Linked DNA regions of Homo sapiens: region 2 is linked to region 1. The links are chromatin loops, found by intact Hi-C in ENCODE. Cell type or tissue: A673. All regions are shown on one strand. Each heading gives the region's core, and the rest is flanking DNA. Links, peaks and the distances in the headings are about the cores only. Region 1 overlaps GLB1 (galactosidase beta 1). Region 2 overlaps CNOT10 (CCR4-NOT transcription complex subunit 10).

Region 1 (8,336 bases), core at 270-8,269:
CCAGGACTTCATATAAATAGGTTCATGCAGTATGAACCCAATTGTGTAAGGCTTCTTTCTCTCAACATTTTTGAGATTTATTTACATTATTACAAATACCAGTAGTTTGTTCTTTTTTATTGCTGAGTAGTAGTCTATCATATACATATGCCATAGTTTGCTGAAGCAGGAGAATCGCTTGAACCCAGGAGTTCAAGACTGCCATGAGATATGATTGAGCCATTGCACTCCAGCCTGGGTGACGGAGCAAGACCCTGTATCCAAAAAATCTTAAAAAATTATAATAGTAAATAAAAAGTAATAAAAATAAAAGAATTAGGATCCAAACCAGGTTCACACTGACCTAATGAATATCGTATCATTTCATATTACGAATATTGTACCATACCTTATTACACATATCATATCACATATAATGATCTAATGCAATCATTAGGCCATTATTCCTCTGAAGTTCTTTCATTTCCAAATAATACTCCCTTTCTTTCTTTTAATACCATTGATTTGTTGGAACAACTGAATCATTGGACTTTTAAAATGTCCCACATTTTGGATTTGGCTTATTGCTTCCTTATGGTATTATTAGATTCGGGTTCAATTGTGATTTTGATTCAATAATGAGGACTACTTTCTAGATGAGACTGTACTTCGTGTTAAATCATAACATGAGAGACATAATGTCTGGCTATTCGACTTTTTTTGAGGCTGAAATTGAGCAGATGGAGCACAAAAAATATGCCCAATCCTTCACACAATTTCCATCAGTGTTTCTAATGGTTTTAGCATCTATTGATGATTATAGCTTAAATCCATTTCACTAAGTGTTGGGGAAAAGGTGTTTTCAGATGCTTTTATTCCTTCTGCATTTATTGTTATTTTGAGACAGGGTCCCTCTCTGTCACCCAGGCTGGACTGCAGTGGCCCTATCACATCTCACCATCGCCTTGACCTCCTGGGCTCGAGCAATCTTCCTGCCTCAGCCTCCTGAGTAGCTAAGACTACCAGTGCCTGCCACCACACCAGCTAATTTTGTTTGTTTATTTATTTTAAACAAGAAGTTTAAACAACAAGCTTCTTGACTTGAAGGAAAAACTATCTAGGATTCCTTTTTTTTTTTAGACTAATTTATCCCTACTTAAAGACAAATTGCCCTACATTTAACAACTATGTACAACAAAGTTATAAAATTGTCCTTGGTTTTACAATGATAAATGAAAAACATTAACATTCTACAATTGAATAAAGTATGCAAGGATTTTTATGTTTTTTTTTTGTTAAAACAGCAAAATAACTTACTGAAATATAAAGATAAGAGCTGAATGAGCATGCCACTAATGAAGAAAAGGGAGTATTTTTACAGAATCGGTATTTTTCCCCATCTCATCTCCACTTGATATCAATCAAAACGTACCATTGGCTGTTTAGTTAAAAAAAAAAAAGTAATATACTTGTGCACATTTACCAGTTACTTTATGTACAATAAAGGAATGGGGAAGGGGGAAATGAAAGAATAGAGAAAACTATACTGTAGTAGTCAGGATGTGGTGGAACCAAATTGCAGTTTTCTATTTGAGAATGTGATCTTGGTCTGTAAAGAACAGAGTTCTGGAGTGAAGTGGGAGGTTCCCTTTTTAGTAGACACCCCCTGACTGCTGTTGGAACATATCGGTTGTATCTTCATCCTCCATTTCCAACTGAGCAGGTGTGTCTCTTTCATTGATTGGTTGCCTGTCAAATTGGAATCTGATCTGTCTCATTGACCATCCCTATCGTTCACAACAGGCTTTCATTAGTTTACTAAGTGGTGTATGCCTCTTAATCCTAAACTGCACCACAGAACCCTCCTGCCCTGCCACCTTCAAATTAATATGATCTTTGTTCTCAGTCTCGATTCCTTCCTTGGGCTTTTCATCTGCCACGGCAAGCGCCTAAGTCTCAGCTGCCGCTTCACAAAAGAGGTACCAAGACTGCACCGAATGAGCACGCAAGCAGCAACAGGAGTGGGAGAAGAAGGAGGCGGCAGCAGTGGGTGAGGGAGACACTAATTTTAATTTTTTTTTTTATAGAGACAGGGTCTCGCCATGTTCCCCAGACTGGTCTTGAACTCCTGGGCTCTAGCAATTCTCCTGCCTTGGCCTCCCAAATTGCTGGGATTACAGGCATGAGCCATTGTGTCCGGGCCCTTCTGTATTTAATTAACTGGGATCCAGTGGAGAATTTTCCATTGTCAATGTTTTGATAACCCTGAAATACAGTTTTTATGTGAAGGGGAAGTAAACTGCTTGACTCTTTCTCTGTATTTATCACTTTTCATAGTAATGAGTTGGTACTCTAGCAGTCTCCAAAAGTGACCAATGAATTTTTTCTCCCTGTAAATTACGATGAACTGATAGGTGTTAATATACACGTAGTCATATTTTTTAAATTGATATATCTCTTAAGTCTCTCACATGCTCGCTCTCTCTGTCTCTCATTTTGACACTCAGATTTCTCCCCAAGAACAGTGGGAGCCTCTTCAGGTTCGCGCCTGTGCCTCACATCTAACTGGCCACCATCCTGGAATGTCCTCCTTCTGCCTCCTGCCCACCTCATTGTCACCACCGTGGGCCATAGCCACATCTCTTCTGCCTTTTTTGCCCATTCAGGAAAAAGCCAAACATTTGAAAACACATATCTGGTCCTATCATTCTTTCATTTCAGTTGCTCTCCATGGCTCTCAGCATAAAATCCGGGCCCTTGAATCTGGACTTCAGGGCTCATTCGATCTGGCCCTGGCCTCCTCCTCTGCCTCAGCAGCTGCCATGTTTCAACTATATTGAGGCTCTGTGGCTCCTGGCCTGTAGTCCTGCCCTCCCTCCCCCAGGCCTCACACGCAGTTTTCTCCATCTGTGTCACCTTCCCCCATGGCTAACTTCGCTTTATCCTAGGCCTTGGCTCAGGCCAGTGGTTCTCAACCTTGGCTGCACATTACATCATCTAGGCAGCTTTAAGAAATTCCAATGTCTGGGTTCCTCCCAAGACCAATTAAAACATGAATGTCTGGGGGTGAGGTCAACTTTGCTTTTTTTTTTTTTTTTTGAGACAGAGTCTCGCACTGTCGCCCAGGCTGGAGTGCAGTGGCACAATCTCGGCTCACTGCAAGCTCCGCCTCCCAGGTTCACGCCATTCTCCTGCCTCAGCCTCCTGTGTAGCTGGGACTACAGGCACCTACCACCACGCCCGGCTAATTTTTTTTTTGTATTTTTAGTAGAGATGGGATTTCACTGTGTTAGCTAGGATGGTCTCGATCTCCCGACCTCGTGATCCACCTGCCTTGGCCTCCCAAAGAACTTTGCTATTTTTAAAAGCTTGCGTAGATGATTTTGCTGTGCAGCCAAGATTGAGAAACACAGTTTGGGGTGTTTCTTCCTTTGAGAAACTTGCCCTTGCCCCTCCCCTCAACCCTGCCATGCCTGGGTTCCCTGCCATTTATTTCTGCTGCAGCATTCTGCTCTAACCCTTACTTTACCGCCTCGACCTCACTGTGTTAACCCTTGGGTTTCTTCTAGGCTAGATGGAAGCTCCATATGGGTTGTGGCCACATCTGTGTGGTTCTTGTCTGTGATTACTCAGCACGTAAGAGGTGCTTGGTAATACTATATTTGTAAATGGATGGTAGGGAGATATTTAGACTAGACTGAGGTCATTGGAGGGTAGAGACAGTGTCCCACCATGTATGGGACAAAGGCCAGATTCCATTGTCTCCCACCATCATTTTTTCCCAGCCTTATCTCCTGCTCCTCTGAACTTTTTCACTTAGACAGGTGGATTTCAAACAGCTCTACCCTTTTCCGAATTCTGCCAGTAGTTGCTTGGCCTCCTTTCTACCTGTCTAATGAATGTTCCCACCTCATGGGCCACCTTTGAACTTAGGAAACTTGTGAGGAACACTTATTTGACACTTAGCCATGTATATACTATGAGAATGTTTTCAAGAGCATCCATTGAGACACCTGGTGTAAGAAATAATTTTTCTATTTTTGTGAGTTTAGGGGACTTTTCCTTTGAACAGAAATTAAAACCTTATTTACTAGAAGAATAAAGTGATGTTAAATTGACACTTGCCCTTTTAAAAATGATTCTTAGTTGTTTGTGTTTATTTAGCTTTATTGAGATGTAATTCACTTACAGTGAAGCTCTCCATTTGCCCCTATGAATTCTTCTCTGAGTTGTTTAACTTCCGCTCGCCAGTTGGATTTCAGGCATGTGTGATCTAGGACTCATGCTGCCACAGTTGCTTCCAAATACAGCTTCAAGGGCAACCCCCAAAGCCACCATGGACTATGATGCTACTGTGACTAGAGCTAGTATTGTGACCTTTGAAAGCCTAAAGATGCACAAGGAATCTGACCCATAATGGAAAGCACTAGTTAGTTGGCTTCTTAAAACCCTGGTTCTCTTGGCTCCTGTGGCCTGTTGCTGCCTTATCCACCAGAGGGCAGTGTTCCACTCGGCTTAACAGTCGAACCCCCACCCCCACCACCCGTTGAGGTCTTGCCTTTCAAAATCCTAACATTTTAGCTCCTGAAGTGACCCCAAAACAGTGTTTCTTAAAATCGTGCTTGGTAGAAATAAATCTTACATTGCAACCAAATATACATGCGTACATATACAACTCCACATATGTATATATAACAAAAGTTTTATAAAGTAATACTTTACTATGTGTAATATTCTTTCTTTCTTTCTTTCTTCCTTCCTTCCTTCCTTCCTTCCTTCCTTCCTTCCTTCCTTCCTTCCTTCCTTCCTTCCTTCCTTCTTTCTCGTTCTTTCTTTTGACGGAGTCTCGCTCTGTCACCTGGCTGGAGTACAGTGGCATGATCTCGGCTCACCGCAACCTCCACCTCTCCGGTTCCAGGGATGCTCCTGCCCCAATCTCCCGAGTAGCTATTTTTTTTTTTAATTTTTGGTAGAGACGGGGTTTCACCATGTTGGCCAGGATGCTTTCGATCTCCTGACCTCGTGATCCACCTGCCTCAGCCTCCCAAAGTGCAGGGATTACAGGCGTGAGCCACCGCACCCAGCCTCTATTTTCTTTCTTGCCTTTTTTTTTTTTTTTTGAGACAATGTCTTGCTCTGTCACCCAGGCTGCAGTGCAGTGGCATGAACACGGTTCACTGCACTCTCAACCTTCTGGGCTCAAGCAGTCCTCCCACCTCAGCCTCCCAAGTAGCTGGGAGCATAGGCGTGTGCCACCAAGCCTGCTTAATTTTTGTTTGTTTGTTTGTTTGTTTTTTTGTAGAGACGAGGCCTCGCTGAATTGCCTAGGCTGGTCTTGAACTCCTTAGCTCAAGTGATCCTCCAACCTTGGCCTCTCAAAGTGCTAGCATTATAGGCATAAGCAACGGTGCCTGCTATTCTTTGATTTTTATTTTTATTTATTTTATTATTTTTTTGAGACAGAGTCTCGCTCTGTCGCCCAGGCTGGAGTGCAGTGGTGTGATCTCAGCTCACTGCAACCTCCGCTTCCCGGGTTCAAGCGATTCTCGTGTCTCAGCCTCCCAAGTAGCTGGGATTATAGACGTGCACCACCATGCCCGGCTAATTTTTGTATTTTTGGTAGAGATGGGGTTTCACCATGTTGGCCAGGCTGGTCTTGAACTCCTGACCTCAGGTGATCCACCTGCCTTGGCCTCCCAAAGTTCTGGGATTACAGGTGTGAGCCATCATGCCTGGACAATTCTTTCATTTTTAAAAGATGCTTATTGCCACCAAAAATGAGTTTATTATTCACAAATCAGGTCATGGCCCACAATTTTACAAATATTGCCTTAAATGCCTTAAAGTTCTTTTAGTCTAATACCCTGGATAGTTATGGATGAAGAGAGGTAGGGTTAGAGATGGGACTTATCCAGGTCACTATGGGATTCAGAGCAATATCTAGGATGGGGCGTCAGGCTCTGGAGTTTTAATCCATTGCTTTTTGCCCTGTATTTTACACTTAGAATTTTGTTAATGGGTCTTGGTTATCCCAGTGACATTGTTGTTGAGGTGCATCCAGTGCTCAGGCAGGTCACAGCAACAATGGCGTGTGTGCGTGCATGCGTGTGTGTGTGTGATGTTCCCCAGCCCCATGAACAGCACAGTGGAATATCATCTCAGCCACTGATTGTCAGCTCAGTGCTGGCCTCTAGAAGCTAAGCCTTATGGAATCCTGCATGTGGATCCTCTTAGATGATTTCTCTTACCTGAGTACCCCTGGTGGACCTGGCTTAGCAATGGTTTGTATGATAGCTCAGAAAACAAGCATTAAGTCCATCAGCACATTATACAAATTCAATAGGCAGAGAGTCACTTGCTACTCTCAAAGGATCGGCTTCTGAAATGCAGAAGGTGGAAGTTCTCATGTGACCCCATCCTTGCTCTGTAGAATGCCACCCAGAGGATGTTTGAAATTGACTATAGCCGGGACTCCTTCCTCAAGGATGGCCAGCCATTTCGCTACATCTCAGGAAGCATTCACTACTCCCGTGTGCCCCGCTTCTACTGGAAGGACCGGCTGCTGAAGATGAAGATGGCTGGGCTGAACGCCATCCAGACGTAAGTAGGAGGGCATGTGGCTCTCACCTAGGCCTGAACACCCACTCTGGAGAGAAGATACAACTGTATTTCTCAGGGTGGCTATTTTATTGCTCAGAAATGGGAAATGGTCCAGTGTGATGTTCTGGGAGGGGCTTGTCATGAGCCGGACTGGCCCTTTTTCAAATAATTAACTACTTCTTCCAATCTTCAATTTTAATCATCAGAAATCATTAAATAAATAGCTTAAAAAGGAAAAGGATGGGGGAAGCAAACAGAAGTAACAATGATTGAGCACTTACCAGATACAGGGCACTTTATACTAATGATTCCATTTCCTCGAGATAGGTATTATTGTTCCTGTTTATAGCTGGTGAAACTGAAATTTGCCCAAGGCCATATCTTTGGTCAGAGGTTCAGCTAGTATTTGAAGGGAAGGGAAGGCATGCAGGCAGCTGTAGCACAGGTATGGCTGTAGTCATACAAAAAGCTAGGTTAACAGGAGAAAAGCATAACAGATATGTAAGTTTTATCTGACATGAGAGTCTTCAGAAAAGAAGACCCAAGGAAAACTTTTTACACTTAGATTCCATGAAAGGTTCTGACCTAATGGTGGTGGACTGAAGTGGGAAACCCTCAAGGCCTGCCTCAACAGATTCTTCTTGGCCTTTCTGGGTGGCATTCCTTCCTTCTGGGTATGGAGCAGGACCCCTCTGCAATGAGGGTCTAGAAGGGAGAAGGGAGAGGTGACCTTTCTAGGTTTTCTGGCTTGCTTTGGGAGAGAGGGGTTCTAATTTCTATGACCCACACTGGGGGAAGATGAATTCTGGTTTGACTTGCTTCAGGGGAGAAGGAGGGGTGGGCAACAGAAGAGCAGGAGAAGGCCAGAGAAAGAAGATTTGCTTCTAAGGCCTTCCGATCTCCTTTAGTTCAAAGTACTTAGCATGCCAAGGTGCCATACTTTGGGGTATTGTTTTCTGAGCCCCAATAACAGAATAAGCCTTGTGCTTAGGTAGATTTCTGAAACCCAGTTTGGCTTTGTGGTTCTGCTGCGGTAATTGTATAACTTCAGGGTGTAGAATTATCCCAATAGCTATCTCTCTGCATCTCTTTTGCTATTGCAAAGTAACTAACTAACAGGCAAGAAAGTTGGTGTGGCTGGCTGCTCTGGCTCTTGCAGTGCTGATGTGGATTGCTGATAACTTCTCAAAGATGAAGAGTGAGAAAACCCAGAGGCAGATTCCGAAGATAGATACTTAGGGAGAATGCGCTCATTATTCTGGTTCTAAGGCCACTGGCAGAGTGAACCCAAGTTCACCTGTTTATAATTCCGACAGTGAGTTCTGGAAGACCAAGACTGTTCCAGGGAACCCTGAAATCATGGGATCACACACACGCAAAATGACACAACCCAGGGTCTTCAAAGAGAGCTTTGTGATGGTAATGGATGGCTCCATATTTAACTTTGTATCCCATGCTGTCTGTAGGTAGACAGAGGAGCTGGTAGAAGGTTTTGTCATTTTACCTCCTGCCACATGATTCCTGACAAAATCTTTTGTCAGAGGATCTAGGGCTTGGAGTTTTTCCTACACGTACTAAAAATTATTTCTTCAAAAAATAAATATGTCTCTTACTACTTTTCAGCAAAATATTCTTATTTTTCCTAAGCCTCACATGGACATATATAATTTTTATTTTTATTTATTAAAACAATTTTTTAGAGCTGGGGTCTTGCTCTGTCACCTGGCTGGAATGTAGTGGCTCAATCATAGTTCACT
Region 2 (8,336 bases), core at 82-8,081, 340 kb after region 1:
TCCACCTGCCTTGGCCTCCCAAAGTGCTAGGATTTACAGAGGTGTCTCACCTCGCCCGGCCTCCCATGTAACTTTTTACAACAAAAGTGTAAAAGAGTTAAACAATGGAAATACTTAGTAATTTGGTAACACTAACATGTTAAAGCTATATTGTATATTAGTTTCTTCCCCCACTGCCCCCACCCCTCCAATACTGCTTTAAAAAATCTCTAACTGAAAACAGTATCTTTACTACAAAAGGGAAATAACTGAATATTTTCGCGCATTTCTCATTATTCTAATTACCCTGACCCCTCAACCCCTGCCTTTTCTTGAGACTGGGTTTTTGAGACTGTTGCCCAGGCTGGAGTGCAGTGTGGCATGATCATAGCTCACTGCAGCTTCAAACTCCTGGGCTCAGGCGATCCTCCTACACCAGCCTCCCAAGTAGCTGGTACTAATGGTGCCTGGCACCACACTCAACTAATTTTTTTATTTCTTGTAGAGATGGGGTCTCATTATGTTGGACAGGCTAGCTTCGAACTCCTAGCTTCAAGCAATCCTTCAGCCTTGGTCTCCCTTAGCACTGGGATTACAGGTGTGAGCCACCATGCCTGGCCCAAATTTTCTATAGTAAATATGTATTGATTGCTATTATAATCAAGAAAAAATGCTGGGATGGGAGATGTAAGTTTAACGATGCCATGTATAAAAAGCAGAATTTCCAGCTGGGTGTAGTGGCTCATGCCTGCAATCTCAGCACTCTGGGAGGCCGAGGAGGGAGGATCACTTGAGGTAAGGAGTTCAAGACCATCCTGGACAACATGGCAAAACCCTATCTCTACTAAAAATACAAAAATTAGCCGGGCATAGTGGCGCTGGGCCTATAATCCCAGCTATTTAGGGGGTTGAGGCAGGAGAATCGCTTGAGCCTGTGAGGTGGAGGTTGCAGTGAGTTGAGATCGTGCCACTGCTTTCCAGCCTGGGTGACAGAGGGAGACTCTGTCTCAAAAACAAACAAACAAACAAAAAACAAAACAAAAAGAAAACAAAAGAAAAGAAAGAAAGAAAAAAGCTGAATTCCCTATATATAATGGTATGTGTTTTGTCCTTACCAAAAGTTCTCCCAATTTCTATAGTCACATAATTTTTATTTACTTATTTTTAATTTTTTTGAAGAGATGGGGTCTTGCTATGCTGCCCAGACTAGACTTGAACTCTTGGCCTCCTCCAGCACCCTGCCTAGATTTGCATAATTTTGAATTTATACTAGAAAACCAGAAATATACAAAAATATTCTGGAGGTTAGTGATTATAGTATATTAAGAGGATAGACAGAGGATAATAAGAAATAAGCAGCTTTAGGAGTCAAGTGTTTATTTTAATAAATTTTCTGTTTTTTTGAGATGGAGTCTCATTCTGTCACCAGGCTGGATGGAGTGCAGTGGCATGATCGTGGCTCACTGCAACCTCTGCCTCCCGGGTTCAAGTAATTCTCTTGCCTCAGCTTTCCCAGTAGTGGGGATTATAGGTGCCCACCACCACGCCCAGCTAATTTTTGTATTTTTAGTAGAGACGGGGTTTCACCATGTTGGCCAGCTGGTCTTGAACTCCTAACCTCAAGTGATCTACCCATCTTGGCCTCCCAAAGTGCTGGGATTACAGGCGTGAGCCCCCACACCTGGCCAAATTTTTTTTAAAGCTGTCTGACAACAGGACTTCTTACAAATATCCCTCTTGTCAATGAAAAGCTGCTACTTTCTTTTTTGAGATGAAGTCTCACTCTGTCGCCAAAGCTGGAGTGCAGTGGCACAATCTCGGCTCGCTGCAACCTCTGCCTCCTGGGTTCAAGCAATTTTCTTGCCTCAGCCTTTTACAGGCAGGCATGAGCCACTGCGTCCGGCCAAAGCTGCTACTTTCTACTTTTCTTTTTCAAGGATCTCTCCTAACTTAGCCTTCACCTTATTTCTCTCTTCCAGAAAGACTCAGAAACATAAATACTTTCCTTTCTTGTTACGCAAAACAGAATTTCAGAAATTCAGGTTGAAGATTTTAGGAATTTACTTAAAGAACAAAGGGTTTACTAAAGAAGTCCTGAAAGGATTTTGCCAAAGGAGGTCACAAGGATTAGAATACCTGCAAGTTTCACTGCTTTCGCTGCTCTCTGTGTTCCCACCTAATTGATTACTATTTTTAGCCCCATTTTCCTGCTTTGGATCTTGCTGTTCTTCAGGTAGCAGCAACAAGGCATTTCTGAGACATATGGCTGCAAACTCCATACTGGCTACAGGAATGGCCGAAGACTGCCCATCACTTAAAAGAACAAAACCAAATTAGCTAAGTGGATAAAATATTTTAAAATAAGGCTCTTTTATTATGAGGAATAAAACCAATTGATTATAAATGAAAGCTATGCCTTTTGATAGGTAGAAATTTTAATATAAGCAGTTATAAAAGCATGCTAAAGAACCCAAATCCTAAGTATAGGTTGTAAATAGTATAAATAATGGATTGCAAGTATATAAATTACATACACTGTGTCTCTAGGAATGAGACCAAGGAGAAGAGATAATTTGATGTATATCACAATGTTAATGTTAACATACTAGAGAAACTGCAGACAAGGGCAACTGTAATGAGGGCAAGGAGAGGTATACTAAGAATGGGACGAAAGGGAAGAAAACAGATTTTCACGTTTGAGCCTTACTTTGGTTGATCCTTGCTTTCAAAAATGCCTCTATACACTTTGAAACACCAACATTACTTTTTGTCTTATAATTTCATTGACATTTTATACAACTTTCTGTTGGTTTGATATACCCAAAGAGAATCTTTACTAGAGAAAAATAAAATTTTGAAAAGTAGTAACAACTTTGAAATTGCTTTAAAACTTTGAAATGCTTTATCATAATAGTTTTAAAAAATATTCTTGCATTATAGTTTAACTAAATTAAGACTAAATTATTGTGTATCAGATATTTTTTAAACTGTGGAAAAACTTTTAAATGGTAGAGAACAATTTTCTTCTTTGACAAAAACAAATTAAGGCAGCTAATTATTTGCAAAGTTTGCCACTTTACAAATAATGGCAATTCCAAATTGTCAAATGAAGATTATACATGTGACAGCTTCTATACTGCTTTGGTTGCTTTATGTTTTAATACACCTTTTTTCTCTGAATAGTAAGAATTCCCTTTCATGTATTTTCAGTCCTAGGGACTATAAGAAAATACCCAAATGAAAAGTATCAATGATAACCAAAAGTACATAAAAAGGAAATACCAAGATGCCCTCTTCTGGACATTCTTAATAATGGCACTGAACAGACTAGGGTTTCCTAGGCCATCAATAATTGCAGCACCCATGGATGTAATAAACCAAAATCATGTTAGATAACATTCACTATGGACCTATACATGAGGGTCTGTTTGTTGAAATAGCAATAAAATCTAGTTACAAAGTGGTTCCTCCTATGCAATGATAAATCCTAATCATACTTTTATATATAAGTAACATTATGTAAACTAGTATTAAATATATATACACTTTTTCTTTGCAAAATACTTACTTATAAACAGTATTCTGTATAGACTGTGATGCCAAAACTATTTTACGATGATAGCCTTGACCAACAATAGACTGTACAATTCCTTTTTTGCTGGGAAGGCCTTTAGTTTCTTGTTCAGAAGTCTACAAAATACAAATAATTTCCAATAAATTTAAGGGAATTGTAAGATGTGGTATAAAAAATGAGGGAATATCTCTCACAATTACTCTAAATTTAAGAAAGTTCTTAAAGTCAATGAGGACTTTTTTTGGTGATAATGGAAACATGTTTGGTATTAGTGGAAAAAGTATATAAGGCTGAAAATCTGGGATATGTGCTACATTTTGTTTACATGAGATTGGAGAAAATTCTACGAACAAAATCCAATTCAATTATGTCCCAATAATTTATTTAGAATCATTTACTTAGAATATTCTAGACCTCCAGTACCATGCTACATGTTACAGGTACTTTGACATCAGAGTAAGGAAAATAAGAGAGCCCAAAATAGTGTAAAAGAAAAAGGAAGTCGCTCCACTTCCTAAACACAGATCATTTCCTTCTTAATTCAAAGTATTAATTACATTGTCAACAATATATAAACTTTAATAAGCTGTACGTGGTAAAAATTTACATGGACACAATACTTGCCTTCTAGGAAATTAAAATCCCCAAACCAAATGAATAAACATTAAACTGAAAATAATAAAAGCTACTTACACATACATAGTACTTTAGGATATTTGATTAAGATGTATTATCTCACTACAGAGCTCACAGTGATAATTTGATTAATGATCCCCCTTCATTCTAAGTCTCTAATTTGGTTGGGTGCAGTGGTTCATGCCCGTAATCCCAGCCCTTTGGGAAGCTAAGGCAGGAGGATCACTTGAAACCAGGAGTGTGAGACCAGCCTGGGCAACATAGTGAGACCCCCCTGTATCTACCTTTTTTTTTTTCCTTTCTTTTTTTTCTTTTTTAAGACAAGGTCTGGCTCTGTTGCCCAGGATGGAGTACAGTGGCATGATCTCGGCTCACTGCAACTTCGGCCTCCTGGGCTCAAGTGATCCTCCTGCTTCAGCCTCCCAAGTAGCTGGGACTACAGGTACAGGTGTGTGCCACCATGACTGGCTAATTTTTCTATTTATTTTTTTTAGAGACAGGGTTTTGCCAAGTTGCTGAGGCTGGAAAATTTTTCTTTAGGCTTGGGTGCAGCGGTGTTGTCTCGGCTCACTGCAACCTTCACCTCCTGAGTTCCAGTGATTCTCTTGCCTCAGCCTCCCGAGTAGCTAGGATTACAGGCGCCTGTCACCACACCTGGCTAATTTTTGTATTTTAGTAGAGATGGGGTTTCACCACATTGGCCAGGCTAGTCTCAAACTCCTGACCTCAAGTGATCCGCCCGCCTCGGCCTCCCAAAGTACTGAGATTACAGGTGTGAGCTACCGCGCCCAGCCAGAAAAAATCTTTTATTTATTTATTTTTTTGAGATGGAGTATCACTCTGTCACCCAGGCAGGAGTGCAGTGGCACAATCTCGGCTCACTGCAACCTCCGCCTCCCAGGTTCAAGCAATTCTCCTGCCTCAGCCTCCTGAGTAGCTGGGACTACAGGTGGGTGCCACAACAACCTGGCTAATTTTTTGTATTTTTAGTAGAGATGGAGTTTCACCATGTTAGCCAGGATGGTCTTGATCTCCTGACCTTCTGATCCACCCGCCTCAGCCTCCCGAAGTGCTGGGAATACAGGCATGAACCACTGCTCTAGGCCAAATCTAAAAAATAAAACTAAGCTGGGCAAGGTGGCTCACACCTGTAATCCTAGAACTTTGGGAGGCTGAGGCGGGTGGATCGCTAGAGCCCAGGAACTTGAGACCAGTGTGGGCAATGTGGTGAAACTCCACCTCTACAAAGAAATACAAAAATTAGCCAAGTGCGGTCATGCATGCCTATAGTCCCAGCTACTAGGGAAGCTGAGGAGGGAAGATCGCTTGACACCAGGGAGGTCGAGACTGCAGTGAGCCATGATCACGCCACTGCACTCAAGCCTGAGTGAAGAGTGAGACTCTGTCTCAAAAATAAAATAAAATAAAACAAGTCTCTAATTTACCTGCAGGTGGAATCCCAAGTAGTTATCTTATAATGACATCCAAATTCTCACATACCAGAACAAACCGGAGTCAATCAATATGAATTTGCAAAACTAATCTCTGCCCTGCAAAAAGTCTTTTCTCTAAACACAAATGTTTCTGTACTGTTACTTATTGCTCCTGAATGTAACTTATTATAGTTGCACTTCCATATATGACTTTTAATAAAGAACATACTACACAGTGCTAAAAAATACAATAAAACTTCTCTGATCAAAACTAATTGTGTATAGAGAAGGCCATGCAATATTAATGAAAAAGTGGATATTTTAAACCATTATTGTGAGGACTTCCGTTCTGACTTCTTTTCCTAGTTGTGGTAATCAATTTACATGGATTCATCCATATTCTCTTCTCTTTTCTTATTGCTAAGGCCATGAAAACTGATCCAAATGGCTAGATACGAAGATGCAACAGATGAAAACAAACTGGCCCACGATGGAATGGAACTAAAAAACGTAGAATAATAATCCATACCTTCAAGCACCGATAGCCAGAAAGTGTGCCAGATAAGTTTTAAGGTAAAAGGATCATACATAATTAAAATATTGGGACTATTTTTGTTTAGCAGATCTTTTCCCATATTTATACACTGCCCAGGTAAATATAAGCCTTGCCTCTGCCAAGTCTGAAATAATATGTACCAGATATTCAGGACAAAATGTCCTCCTTAGCATAAACAAGTTAATTTTTTTAAATCCAAAATGAATTTATTTCTGAAGGTACAAACTACTTTGTTCAGCATACCTCCTGTCCTGACTAAATAAAACAAATTTTATGGAATTTTATTTGGAGTTTACAATTACTCGTATTGGGATTTGTCCTCTGATTTTATTAGTGTTTTGGGCTTGTTTTTACTGTTTTTTAGGTTACCCTAAAGTTTTTTTTTAGGAGGAGGAAAAGCACAAAGATATTACTGGTGGCAAGTTTCCTATTAGCAGCACAAATTGTGTGTGTTCATGAAGTTATGGCAACCGAAAGTCATCTTTACCATTTTTTAAAAATTACAAATTTACAACTTTTCTAGAAAAAAAAACAGGACTGGCAGCATATTAATATGGAAAATACTTATCCTCCCCTCCCGCTCCTTCTCCTCTAGGGGGAGGGGAGGAGACCTTGTAAGCTTAATGGCTTCTGTAGAACACAATCCTAAAAGTACTATTTCTAAAACCAGTTAATTTAAAAAGAAAATATTAAACTTTACAATCTTTCCCTAGTCCCAGAAAAAGGTAACTCCCTGGTTTCCAGTAAATACCAAAGAAAGGCGCCCAACACTTAAATTTATAAACAGATTAAAGAGAATAAGCAATTTCTATTTGCTTCTTTTATCTTTAAGAAGTATAAATTCTGGGCCGGGCGCGGTGGCTCACGCCTGTAATCCCAGCACTTTGGGAGGCCGAGGCGGGCGGATCACGAGGTCAGGAGATCGAGACCATCCCGGCTAAAACGGTGAAACCCCGTCTCTACTAAAAATACAAAAAATTAGCCGGGCGTAGTGGCGGGCGCCTGTAGTCCCAGCTACTTGGGAGGCTGAGGCAGGAGAATGGCGTGAACCCGGGAGGCGGAGCTTGCAGTGAGCCGAGATCCCGCCACTGCACTCCAGCCTGGGCGACAGGGCGAGACTCCGTCTCAAAAAAAAAAAAAAAAAAAAAAAAAAGAAGTATAAATTCTGCCTAGAACTGTTTATCAGTTAAGAATTAACCAATAAGAAAGTTGTCTTTTAAAAAGCAAAGTATAATTAAATCATTAAAGTCTTTCAAAGACAAATCACTCATCTCTTCCTCTGTTGGTATACTCAAATCACAAACTACCTAAGTACCATGTATGAAAACTAGCAAACACACTTCTTTAATCCCCTTAGTTCTTGTACTTCTCAGAAACTGCTGTTCAGCGGGAGGAGAGCCTCAACATCTTATATCACCTATGGTAGGCATGCAAGGTAAAACCTCCAGGTACCATACCTTCCCAATGTCTATACACACCCAAAAAGCACAGCAAGGGCAGGGCATGGGGTAGCAAATGGAAGACACACATATCTGGTAATTCTGACACAACCCGTCTTTCCCCTATCTCCTACTGATCCCTCCCAAATTGAAATTCAAAAGGCTTCCACCAATTGCCATTTAGAGATTATCTAAGCATGGAAATCAATGTAAACTGGCCTATTCCCATAGCTACCATGGGCAATCATGTGTCAGAGAGAAACAGCCTGGTAATCCATAAACTCTGTATCATTTACTGAAACCAAAGTAAAACCCTCAGGCATTGATGGAAATCCAGCTTAATGCAGCTCTTTCCACATTATGTTATCAGAACTTTTTTTTGAGACAGAGTCTCTCTGTCACCCAGGCTGGAGTGCAGTGGCGCGATCTTGGCTAGCTGCAAGCTCCGCCTCCTGGGTTCACGTCATTCTCCTGCCTCACCCTCCCGAGTAGCTGGGACTACAGGCCCACAACGCCCGGCTAATTTTTCGCATTTTTAGTAGAGACGGGGGTTTCACTGTGTTAGCCAGGATGGTCTCGATCTCCTGACCTCGTGATCCACCCGCCTCGGCCTCCCAAAGTGCTGGGATTACAGGCGTGACCACCGCACCTGGCTGTTATCAGACCTTTTCTAATCACCAGGCTACACACTATTCTTACGCCAGCAGATGCATGTATCC

The links. A loop is a pair of places that touch in the nucleus more often than their neighbours do. Peaks named below come from ENCODE experiments on the same cell type or tissue, not always from the same donor. Only the 100,000 strongest peaks of a DNase experiment are listed, where the experiment ranks them.
Region 2: it touches region 1 in a loop (5-fold over the local background); 9 of 110 quality-filtered maps call a loop at or near these places.

The regions. Positions count from the first base shown.
Region 1 is chr3:33,070,787-33,079,122 of GRCh38, reverse strand. GLB1 (galactosidase beta 1) reads left to right here. Exons shown (of 16, transcript NM_000404.4): 2 at 6,410-6,579. It also overlaps the pseudogene SUMO2P10. Among named protein-coding and RNA genes, the nearest start is that of GLB1, 22 kb to the left of the region's middle. In A673, for the core only: CTCF peaks have their summits at 4,275 and 4,474 (motif pointing right); a DNase peak (open chromatin) is centred at 4,502; H3K27ac peaks cover 379 bases.
Region 2 is chr3:32,728,756-32,737,091 of GRCh38, reverse strand. It overlaps CNOT10 (CCR4-NOT transcription complex subunit 10), which reads right to left. Exons shown (of 19, transcript NM_015442.3): 11 at 3,548-3,669; 12 at 2,116-2,292. It overlaps CNOT10-AS1 (CNOT10 antisense RNA 1), which reads left to right. Exons shown (of 2, transcript NR_046718.1): 2 at 6,048-6,457. Among named protein-coding and RNA genes, the nearest start is that of CNOT10-AS1, 4.5 kb to the left of the region's middle. In A673, for the core only: a CTCF peak has its summit at 3,279 (motif pointing left); a DNase peak (open chromatin) is centred at 3,271.